2 separate regions of the Homo sapiens genome follow, and region 2 is linked to region 1. A link is a loop called in an ENCODE intact Hi-C map of the cell type or tissue named here. Cell type or tissue: OCI-LY7. All regions are shown on one strand. Links, peaks and the distances in the headings refer to the core of each region. The heading gives the core; the rest is flanking DNA. Region 1 has its middle 6.5 kb from the start of POU3F1. Region 2 overlaps LOC105378657 (a long non-coding RNA gene).

The links. A loop is a pair of places that touch in the nucleus more often than their neighbours do. Peaks named below come from ENCODE experiments on the same cell type or tissue, not always from the same donor. Only the 100,000 strongest peaks of a DNase experiment are listed, where the experiment ranks them.
Region 2: a loop joins it to region 1, with 3 times the contacts of the local background. A loop is called at or near these places in 3 of 110 quality-filtered maps.

The regions. Positions count from the first base shown.
Region 1 is chr1:38,037,572-38,042,948 of GRCh38, forward strand. No RefSeq gene overlaps it. Among named protein-coding and RNA genes, the nearest start is that of POU3F1, 6.5 kb to the right of the region's middle. In OCI-LY7, for the core only: CTCF peaks have their summits at 487 and 3,099 (motif pointing right); a DNase peak (open chromatin) is centred at 3,080.
Region 2 is chr1:38,497,607-38,502,983 of GRCh38, forward strand. LOC105378657 (a long non-coding RNA gene) reads right to left here. Exons shown (of 4, transcript XR_947210.3): 2 at 2,390-2,561. Among named protein-coding and RNA genes, the nearest start is that of LINC01685, 25 kb to the left of the region's middle. RefSeq lists a silencer at 5,231-5,377 and an enhancer at 5,231-5,377. In OCI-LY7, for the core only: CTCF peaks have their summits at 2,914 and 3,118; DNase peaks (open chromatin) are centred at 1,295 and 2,895.

The sequences.
Region 1 (5,377 bases), core at 378-5,377:
CCAGGCAAATTACACAACTTCCTTGAGCCTCATGAGATTTAAGTTGAGCACAGAGAAAGATAAGAGCCCTGTGTTGAGCACAGAGATAGATAAAAACGAGTCTCTCTGTTTTCAAAACACACCCTGATAGTGGGGTAGTGGAGGGAGGGGCAGCTTCTAGCCAATGAACCCCATCACCCTTGGTCCCCAGCTTCTCTCCCTGGCCCAGTCCTGAGTCCTGGAACCTCCCCTGCCTTGGGCAAATACCCAAGCACTGAACACAGTGTTTGCCCCAGCAGGGGGTGCCATGGACCTGGGAGTCCATGTCCCAGGTCCATATCCAGGACATCTGAGTGGGCTCTGGGAGTCAGAAAAAGTGGGCTTTATCCCAGCTTCTGTCATTAACAAATCTTGCTGCCGTGGACAAGTCACTCTGGGTACCACTTTCCTCATCTATAAAATACAAATAATTAATGTGAAGTAGTGAAAATAAAGCACAAAGGAGTGATGGGAAAGTATCTCAGAATGCCTTGGACAGAGTGGGGTCCATGGTAAAAGTTCATTACATTATGGTTTTCTTCCCTGTTCACTTGCTTCTGCACAATGCCCTGTTCAGGCCTCACAATAAAACAGCTTTCAGGCTGGGCATGGTGGCTCACACCTGTAATCCCAGCACTTTGGGAGGCTGAGGTGGGTGGATCATCTGAGGTCAGGAGTTTGCGACCAGCCTGGCCAGCATAGTGAAACCTCCCCGTCTCTACTAAAAAAATACAAAAATTAGCTGGGTGTGGTGGCGGGCACCTATAATCCCAGCTGCTAGGGATGCTGAGGCAGGAGAATGGCGTGAACCCGGGAGGTGGAGGTTGCAGTGAGCCAAGATTGCGCCACTGCACTCCAACCTGGGCCACAGAGGGAGACTTTGTCTCCAAAAAAAAAAAAAAAAACCAACAACAACAAAAAACCAGCTTTCATTTATTCATCACTTATGTAAACTCTATATGCATATTATCCCACTTAATTCTCAAAACAACTCTATGATCAGGGAACTGCCTTTGTTACCATACCAGGAAATGGGGGCACAGAAATGTAGGTAGTTGGCCTAAAGTCACAAAACTGATAAGAAGTGGAGACAGGATTTTTGCCCAGGTGTCTGGTCCCAGAGCCCCTGTCTTTCACCATTCTGCTCTCTACCTCCTCGGAGGCGTGGATAGCTTCCGGAGGGACTGTGATGACAAGGGGAGAAGGCAGGTGACCCACAGAGGCTGGAGGGTGCCTGGCCATGGGCTTGGTCTGTCCATGAGCTGCTTGGGTCAGCTCTACCAGCTTCTGTGTGGATGGAGCACTCCCTCCTCTCCAGGCCAGCCCAGCTCCAGGGAAGGCCCAAGGATGGGGACAATATCCCATTCCAGGCCACGGAGCAGTGGTAATGCAGGGTCCAGGTCTGCTCCGGCTCTTGCTCTTGCTCAGAGCTGAATAATCTGGAGCCTTTGAAGAAGGATTTCTGAAAAGCCATCAGGAGTGAATCATTGACTTAGGGAGGCGATGAATCAACGGGGAGTTCATAAAACGGCAAATGAATCGGGTGTGAGAGCGACAGAGCCACTGCTATTCCCCAGAACCCTCCAGGGACAGAGAGCCGAGAGAAAAGAAATAAAAATAACACGGGGCCTTACGCCTGCCACAAACCCCAGGCAGCCCCTCCTTCCAAGTGGGAAGACAGAGTGGGGCAGAGGGATGGGACCCACTGTGGGTGAAGTGGGGCCAGAGGGAGGCTCCCGGGGGCACTCCCAGCTCTCTGGGTCCAGGCTGTGGGTGTAATTAGCAAATGCCTTTTCACTTCTTTTCAGGAGCCCTTATAAGAAAGAACACTGATTTTGACGAACACCCAAAATAATGTGAGATCAGGCACCATGCATTATGCATGAGGTCTGATTTAACATGAACATTATTTCTTGTGTACGAGACCATATGCCTCCGTGCTGTCTCTGCAGCCTAATAATACCCAGACCCACCCTGGTCAGGCTCAGCAGGAGACATGTCCACTGGTGTGTATGTGTTGGGGGCAGGGATTGGAGCAAAGCTCTCCTGGTACTCAGGTCATCTGAGGAGAGCCCACTCAGATGCCCAGGAGCGGGGTGGGTAGTGGGAGGTGGGTCATGCCCTTGGAGAAAGACCAATGTAACCATGTGAACGTGCCACTGTGCGTGCGCGCGTGCGCACGCGCGTGTGTGTGTGTGTGTGACATCAGGGGCCCGTGACTAGGTGATGCTGGGTTCATTGCATAGCAATGTGGGGGCATATGCATAGCTGAGGTTTTACTGCACAAGAAGGACTACGGCAGGAATGGATAGATCTAATTGCTGTGTGTGTTTGTATATATACACGCATATGTATGTGTGGGGGTGTGTGTTTAAAAAATAAGATCACACATACATACAAACACACAGCCTAACTTTAATTATCTGAAAGGAGCCGGAAGAGATCTGGGAGGAGCTGGGACAATGATGGACAGGAATGTGTTTGGAAAGCAGTTTAGGGGCAAGTGCTTGGAAATCCTGAGAGAAGGGGACCAGGTCAAATGTTGCAAAGGATGGCCGTGTGTGCTTAATCAAATATTACATGTGCCAGGTACTCAGTGACTCTCAAGAGCTTAGTGCCAAAGACCAGAAAGCTAGTCTTAGACTGCCCAAACTGTGGTGTGGGTGTGACCATGGGTGTCTTAGCATGCGTGTGAGTGAGCAAGGTGGTGAGAGCCTGGATTGGGGTTTTAACTGGTTGAGGGGAGGAGTGATGGGGATGGGGATGAGTGGAGAGAGAGAGAGAGGAGGTGGTGTATGATCGTGGGTTTCTGAGAGTGGCTGTGTGAATGGGCAGGGTGGAAGATGAGAGGGAAGGGTCATGGATTAGTGTGTGTGTGTATGTATGTGTGTGTGTGTGTGTGTGTGTGTGTGAGAGAGAGAGAGAGAGAGAGAGAGAGAGAGGCAGGCTTGCTTCTTTTGGAGGCTAAAGTTGCCTCTGCTCTAACTGGCAGTCCTCCTCGAACAGCCCACTTGAAGCTGACTTTTTAAGGGCATGCTTAGGTTCAAGGTGGCTCTGGTAACTGCTACCAGGTCCCAGTTCAGGGACCAATAGAGGGCAGTCCTCCCACATGGAGGCCTCAAGAGGCAGCAAGGGGAGCCCTAAATGGCCAAACACCATTTCAACTCCAGAGCCTTCAAATGTGACAGGCAGGGACAAAACGGATGGCTCCTCCAGCTACCTCTGGTCTCAGTCTCTGAGCCAGAGGCCCTGGGTAGATCATCTTGGCTGAGCTTAGGAGAGTAACTAGGCCTGATAACCAGTCTCCTCTCACTCCACCCTCTGCTTAGGTGGGTCTCCTTTTTGGAGCTGAAGCCCTGCTAGGGAAAGTTCCAGGGAGGGAGGCAGCCCGGCCCTGGATGTGTCATTGGAGGCCCAGAGCCTCTCCAGGGGAGGATGAGTTCTAAACGGCTCTAAGTGGGCACCTGCGATTGGGGGTCAGTTAGTCCTATGGACATCCAGTCAAGTCCTAAGGTCAAGGGATGATTGCATAGGACCTAAGGCATGCAACATATAAATTAGTGCAACCTTCTGGGCAGTAGGTGGGGGAGAATATAATGTCGTCACGCCTCAAGGCAGGATACCTTCTGGGTTTGCCTTGATGACCGCAGGTGACTAAGATGACCATTTTCCTTCCTTTTGGTATTGGCCAACCTCCATTCTACAAATATTCTTCCTGCTGAAAGCATTAGCAGTGTAGCCTGGGTTTTCTTTTCCCTCTCCTACCTCTGGGATTGGCTGTGGCTTTGCACACACAACAGCATACACACAAATTCTTACACCAACTTGCAGAGGTTCACATGGGGAGAGAGTTCTAACTACCATAATCTGTGGCCACATCAACATAAACAATAATTTTGTTCAAGTGAGATGCGGAAGGAGATGGGATCAGAAAATTCCCAATATGCTAGGGAAAGCTTGGACTTCCTTGGAGGTTGATGCTAGGGACACATACCTCTCCTGAACAAAAGGAAGTCTGAGGCTCTCAGGCACAAGCAGGTAGATATACATACCCTTGGGACGGAGAGACTGCATCAAGCCCACAGTTGGCTGTGCTTGTCCTAACTCTATTCTATCCAGGGAAAAAGATTTCTCTTTCCTATAAAGTGCTGAGATTCCTACCATGTAGGGGCCTTCTGCGACCAAGGGGTTGATCACCAGGTAGCTATCTCATGCTGGTATCTCATTAAGCCAGATCCTTGCAAAGTAAAAGATTTTCTTCCATCCCTTTTTCCACTTTTTTTTTTTCTCATTTTTTTTTGTTCTACTCCTCAGCTGCTGCTGGTTCTTGGGAGGCTGCTTTGTTTTGCTATTTTTGAGTTGACTTGCTTAAATAATAAACCCACCCTCTTGTAGAGGATTAAGCAGACAATTAGGAAATCAATCAATCAATTGGTGTCAGCTGCAGGCAGAGGCCGGTGAAAGGCCTCATCTTCCCGGTGGCCCTTTCCAACCTCAAAACCTGCTGAGGCTCTGGGCCGCGCAGGCGGCGGGAGCTCTCAGCTTCATTTGCTTCCATTTCAGAGCCTTGAGGCTGGGACAAATCCAGGAATGGAGAAATGAGGGAGCAGGGAGGAGTGTGTGGCGGCTTCAAAGTTTTGTTCTTGGTGGAGTAGGAAATGAGAGGCTGAGGCAGGGTGGTCAGTGGCTCCTGGCTATGCCATTGCCCAGCTGGCCGGTATGTTGCCAGCTTCCTCTTTAGGAAACATGGGAGGGAAGGCTGCCTGGCCCACCAGTGTGGGGAACGGCTGGGACACAGGTGCCAATTACAGGGCTATTCACTCACCTGGCTGGACTGAGCTGAGGAGGAGAAGAAAAAAGGAGCAGGGAGTGAGGGGCTGGGCCTCTAGAAGCCGAGGCAGCCTTTGTACTTGCAGAGACAATTCCCCCCAAGAGTGAGGGCCGAGCGCAGAAAGTCGCCAGGAACTCTCAGCATGGCACAGTCATCCCGAGGCCCTAGCCCCGCCGGGGAGCACCAACTTGGGGCCCTGGGGACACCTCTCTGGACATCCCTGACACCGTCAGCTAGAGCCCAGGCCTCTCACAGGCCTGGACTTGGGCCGCTTCCCTGGCAGGAGGGGCCCCACACGCCCCCTCACTAGGGTCAGCTTTCTCCCCAGCTAAGAGATTGTGCCTTCAAGCTTTGGCTTCACAAAGAGTGAGAGAAACCGCATGTGGCTTCTCCTGAGAGGGGAAAAGAACTGCGTCTACGGAGGAAGCAGGAAGAGCTCTTTTATCAGTATTTTTAAGAAGGGTTGTTTTAAAGGAGAAAATAAGGTCTTGACTGGAACCCAGGTAGTCTGGAGCTCTGCGTCGGGAA
Region 2 (5,377 bases), core at 164-5,163, 460 kb after region 1:
TCTCTGTGCAAATCTTGTGTCTATCTTTGTTTCTCAAACCTTTTTTTCCCCTAAAGCAAAGGAAATCTATAACTCAGCTCCATTGTTGATGATTACGGGTACTGGATTGGAAAGGCCCTCACAGAATAGGAGACTTGAGTGGGCCTGTTCTGGTCTCGGTGTTGTCTGGGAAGAAATACAACACATGGGGAACAGCGGAAAGGTCCATTTCTGCAGATTTGACTCCTACTTCTCATTGTTCTTACCCCCATTTTTTCATCCCACCTTGAGAAAATCCAGAGTGTTAAACTTGGCCCCTAAAATTAAACGCCTCCAAGAAAACACAGGACTTGGTATGTTACTGGGTTTCACTCCCACTGCTTAAAGACTGTGATTTTGATAGTCTCGTCTTTTTGACTAGAATATATTTTGTCATTACTAAGAGGCTGCATTGCACCTGTTCACTAAAGCAGGGAGGTTTTTCAAGTTTGGAATTTCCCTGGCAAAGGAGACCTTGGAAATTGACCAACTGGCTAATCCCATTGATCTCCGAGTCCCCTCCACGTGCCCTGCCCCCCACCCTCCACCTCTCAGGCTGCTCAAAAAATAGCTTTTGACTGTGGCCTTTAACAATATGATAATTTATTTAAAACAGATACAGTCCTGAAAGTGACCCACTTAAAATTATTAAAGAGATACTGTGTTTATTTTTGCTGTCCATAAAACAGAAAATGGTTTATGAATATGCAAACCGATCTGATGTAATTAGCATGATTGGCTCCTACTGCACTCCGTTTTATGTGGTTAGAAGAGTAGATGCAGAAACTAATGAGGTCATGTTAATGTGCCTGTGAAGAGAGCTTCAGCTGTCAGAACAACGAAGGCAAATGTCTGGGAGAATCTTTTCTTTTCCACAAAATCACTGAAAGTGGGCATGAATAGGGTGAGATCCCGCCTGTGTGCTGGGGAGCCACCAGGTCCAGGAGCCACTTTGCCTACTGCATGCAAGGAGTTGAGATGAGAAATAAAAATCTATGTCCATTCAGAGCAATGATTAATGTGGTATTTAATTATCTAGAAAGTCTTCAACAAGTGCTAATAACTGAAACTCCTCGGGCAGTCAGCACATGCCACACAGTCCCATTAGACATGCTAACACCCTATCCCCTGGCCCTCCTTAATTAAAATAAGAGGCAAAAATGTTAACTGTGCACCGACCACCTCTGGGGATTAATCTGCCCTGATCATAGCACCCGAGGAAGCAGGTTGCTCACCCGAGCATGGACACTGACATACCAGACTCCTCCTCCTCCCTGAGCGCCGCTACCCACCTGGTAAATGCAGGCCCCTGCCCCTGCTGGGAGAAGGGAAGAGGAAGGGAGGCTGGCCGCAAGTGGGCAGGGGTGCCTTTTAATCTGAATGCCAGAAGGCATGTCTCAGAAATCTTCTTAGATATTGAACAGGACATACAGCCTGCCACTGAGCTTTTCCTTTTACATCTCTCCTAAAGCATAAACATATGAACTTGAAAACCTTATTTTCAATTTCTGCCAGCTCCTCTATGGCTCTAAAAATATACTTCTCCTCTTTGTATCCCCTCCCTCCAACACACACACACACACACACACACACACACACACACACACATTGTGCAACAGAAACAAAGAACGTCTTGAGAGCTCAAATGTTAAAAGGGAGGAGACCAGTCGAAAGTGAAAAATGAGGCTTTGGTGCTAATCAAAGACTCAACTGAGTTCGATGTAAAGAGACCTCACGGGAAAGACATTGCATTTGCTCATTCTAAAGACACTTAAACTAAAAGAAAAGGAAATGGTGTTCTTCAGCCTGCACCTGGTAGCAACCTTGACTCCTGCCTTTGGAGAAACAGCTGGTCCATTTCTGATGGTCTCTTCAGTTACAGAATCTCAAAGAAGAATATTTATTGCATGGCTACTACATGCCTGGCACTTTCCTGGGTTCTGCAAAGTAGGAATTTGTATCCCCATTATACAGAGGTGGAAACTGAGGCTTAGAGAGGATAAATAACTTGTCCATAACCAAACAGCTAGTAAACGGCAGAGGCAGGCTCTGAATCCAAGACTGTCTTACTTAAAGGTTCACGTTCTTTCACTATATCATCTTAGGATGCAGGGCAAAAGGAGAGACATGGGTGTGGGTCCCGCCCTGTGATGTCTTAAGTTTGGCTTGTTTAAGGAAAAGAACATTTACCAAAAATATTTTTACAACTTTGAAAATGGGTGGGAACTCCACAGTGGAAAATGACAGAATATGTTGCCCAAGAAACCCCAAGGAAAGGAATTGACAGGAAACATGAAAGCTGGGTCTTTTTCACCCTGGCCTCCCAACACCCACAACTCTGTACCCAGCATCCTGGCCACATGAAACTTACCTGCCACTTCCCAAGCACTTCACGAATATGCACATCTCCAGTCCTTTGCCCATGCTGTGTCCTCTGCCTGGATCTCCTTCTCTTTGCATACTCCACTTCACTTCTCCCCATGAAAATTTGCCTCTCCTTCAAGGCAGTACCTGGATTTTCCTTCTTTTACAGGATTACAGTCCTACAGATAAAGCACATTGAACCTACCTCTGTGTTATATCATTACCACACTAGATTATAGCTGCTTGTTCATATGTCTGCCTTTTTGGCTGGACTGTGTGTTCTTTGAGCTAAGGGAGCTGAATGTGTGTCCAGAACCCTTAGCCAGTGCCAGATACATAGAAGGTGTCCCATAAATGTTTGTTGAATGCATCAGTGAATGAATAAAGGAATAAGTAAATTTTTAAGAAGTGTATGGCCCTTTTCTTAGGGATTTCCACAACTTTGGAGAACATACTTAGATCATTTCTTTCTTTTGCTCACAAGGAGCCATGTCCATAGGCAGGGTGCAGTTCCCATCCGTAACAGCAGAGGCATGAATGCACACATATCAAAAAGTCCCATCCTAATCTGAAATCTCCATCCAGTTTCTCAATTTCATCCTGATTTCATGGCACCATATACCTCTCTGTCATAAATCTTTATCACTATTGTAATTTTACATCTAGTTAGGTGATTCTTTGATTAATAGCAAGCAGCGACCTCCTCTTTGGGCTCTGGGCTCTGTAGGGGCAGGTTTTGTTGGTCTTATCCTACCTTTAATCACTGCTGTATATCCCACACCTAGCCCAGTGCCTGGCACGGAGTAGGTGCTCCATAAGTATCTGCTGAATTAATGAACACGTGATAAAGTGGTTTGACCTTAGCCAAGTCACTTCTTCTGAGACTTTTTCTTTCCATCTCTGCTATCAGGTCTTCCATCTGCTATTCCATGATGCTGGAATAGCTCCTCACTTCCTGGAAGTGAAAGCTTTTAGTCTCTAGAAGGCCCAGGTAAAAATTCAAATCTATTACCCAAGCAAGAGTATACTAAAACAAGAGCAAATGATGGCATACAAATTGGCCAGCCACCAGGAAGCAAGGCCTTGACAATAAGCAAGGAGATATGTGTGGTTGTGGTGAGTCATGGAGGGGCCCAGCTGGAGGGACCAGGCCCTGGCATGGCTGTCAGGGCCCAGAACCCCCGGGGAACAGTACTATGGCTCAATATAGGGAGACAAGAGGAGGGGAGAAGCAAGGAGCGTGGTATCACTTCCTAGGGCTGACATAACAAAGTACCACAAACTAGAGGGCTTAAAGCAACAGAAAGTTATTACCCCATAGTTTTGGAGACCAGAAGTCTGACATCAAGGCATTAGAAGGTCCATGCTCCCTACCAAGCCTTTAGAGGAGGGTCCCTCCTTGCCACTTCCAGCTTTGCATAGCTCCAGTCATTCTTTGGCTTATGGCAGCATCACTTGAAACTCTTCCTCCATCTTTCCATGGCCAACTTCCCTTTGTATCTTTATAACATCCCCCTTCTGTGAGCCATGTCTCCTCTTACAAGGACACCAGTCATATCGGATTAGGGCCCACCCTCCTCCAATTTGACCTCATCTTAACAGGATTACATCTGCAAGGACCTTTTTTCCAAATAAGGTCACATTCACGGGTACCAGGGGTTGGGATTTAAACATATCTTTTGGGAGAACATAATTCAACCCATATCAGGGGTCAAAAGCAGACTCTAGTTCAGCAAACTTTTGACCACTGCTATGTGCCAGGCCTTGTGCAGGTCTAGATGAAGAAAAAAAATGAATCAGATATAAATATTAATACAAAGTACAGAAAGGAGACATCACATCCTCAAAGGGGCATTTGATGCTATGAGCATCGGATGAGAAGAAGGCAAGATCATGTTCAGTCATGGAAAAAATTCAGAGGTGGTTGGGCTTCAGACACTTGTTGGAGAATAGATCAGAGTTCAACAGACGAATATGGGGACAGCAAAATGTGGTCCAGGAAAGGGAAGAGCATAAGCAGGTCATGCAGCACAGAACTGATGCTGTACCCTCTGATGGTGTGTACAGTTTTTAAGCAGAGAATCATAAAGTGATTCGATTCTGGTTTTCACAAAAATCCCAGCCACCTCAGTAGGACATCGGAGGCCCTGACTGATCCAGTCCCTATCTAGTTACTGGTCCAGAGTGAAGTTTGTTCTGTGTGTGGTCTTAGAGGTGCCAGACATGCCAGGTCAGTACTCACTGGGTATGCGCTTGTCCTGCTGCCTAAAATCCTCCTTCCCTCCCTTGTCAGGCAAAACCCTACTTGCCTCTTATAGGTCAACTCTGATGTCACCAGCTTGGTTTGTTGTGACTTGCAAAGCAGTGTCAGCTCACCTTTGCTACAGCACTAAAGACACCATATTGTCATTATCTGGCACAATTTTCCTCCTCTACTAGATCAGGGGCTTCTAGGGCTCAGGTGCTGGGTCTAGTTAATTCCTATGCCACTGGTAACCAACACAAACCCTGACATGCAGCTGACATTCAGTAAACATCACTGACCACAGTACTAAGAAAGGACAGGAGGAGATGAAACTGGACGCAGGAAGGTCCATTTAGGTGACATCTACAATAGTACTGGCAAGAGATAATAAGGCTCCTAGTACTGCATAAGGCAGAGACAAGCGAATGAAGAAGAAAGGCAGATTCCCCAGAAGCCTAGAAAGACACAGTTTATAATTCTGCCCACCACACCCTGGACATCCCTTCCTCCCCCTCCTCCTCTATCCATGTGCACACTGGTGGACATCCCTTCCTAAAGCCCCAAGGACCTGTCATGACCCAGAGCTTGTCTGCCCTAATTCTGGGCAGGAAGCACAAATGCTGCAACCCTTAGCCTGAGGCTCAGTCGGGTAAGTGTTGGGAGTTTGGCCAGCCCTCTCCAAAGCTCTCTGCTGCTAGCCCTAGGCGTCCCTTAAAGTCATTTCTTAGAGCCCAAGAAGAGCCCTGCTAT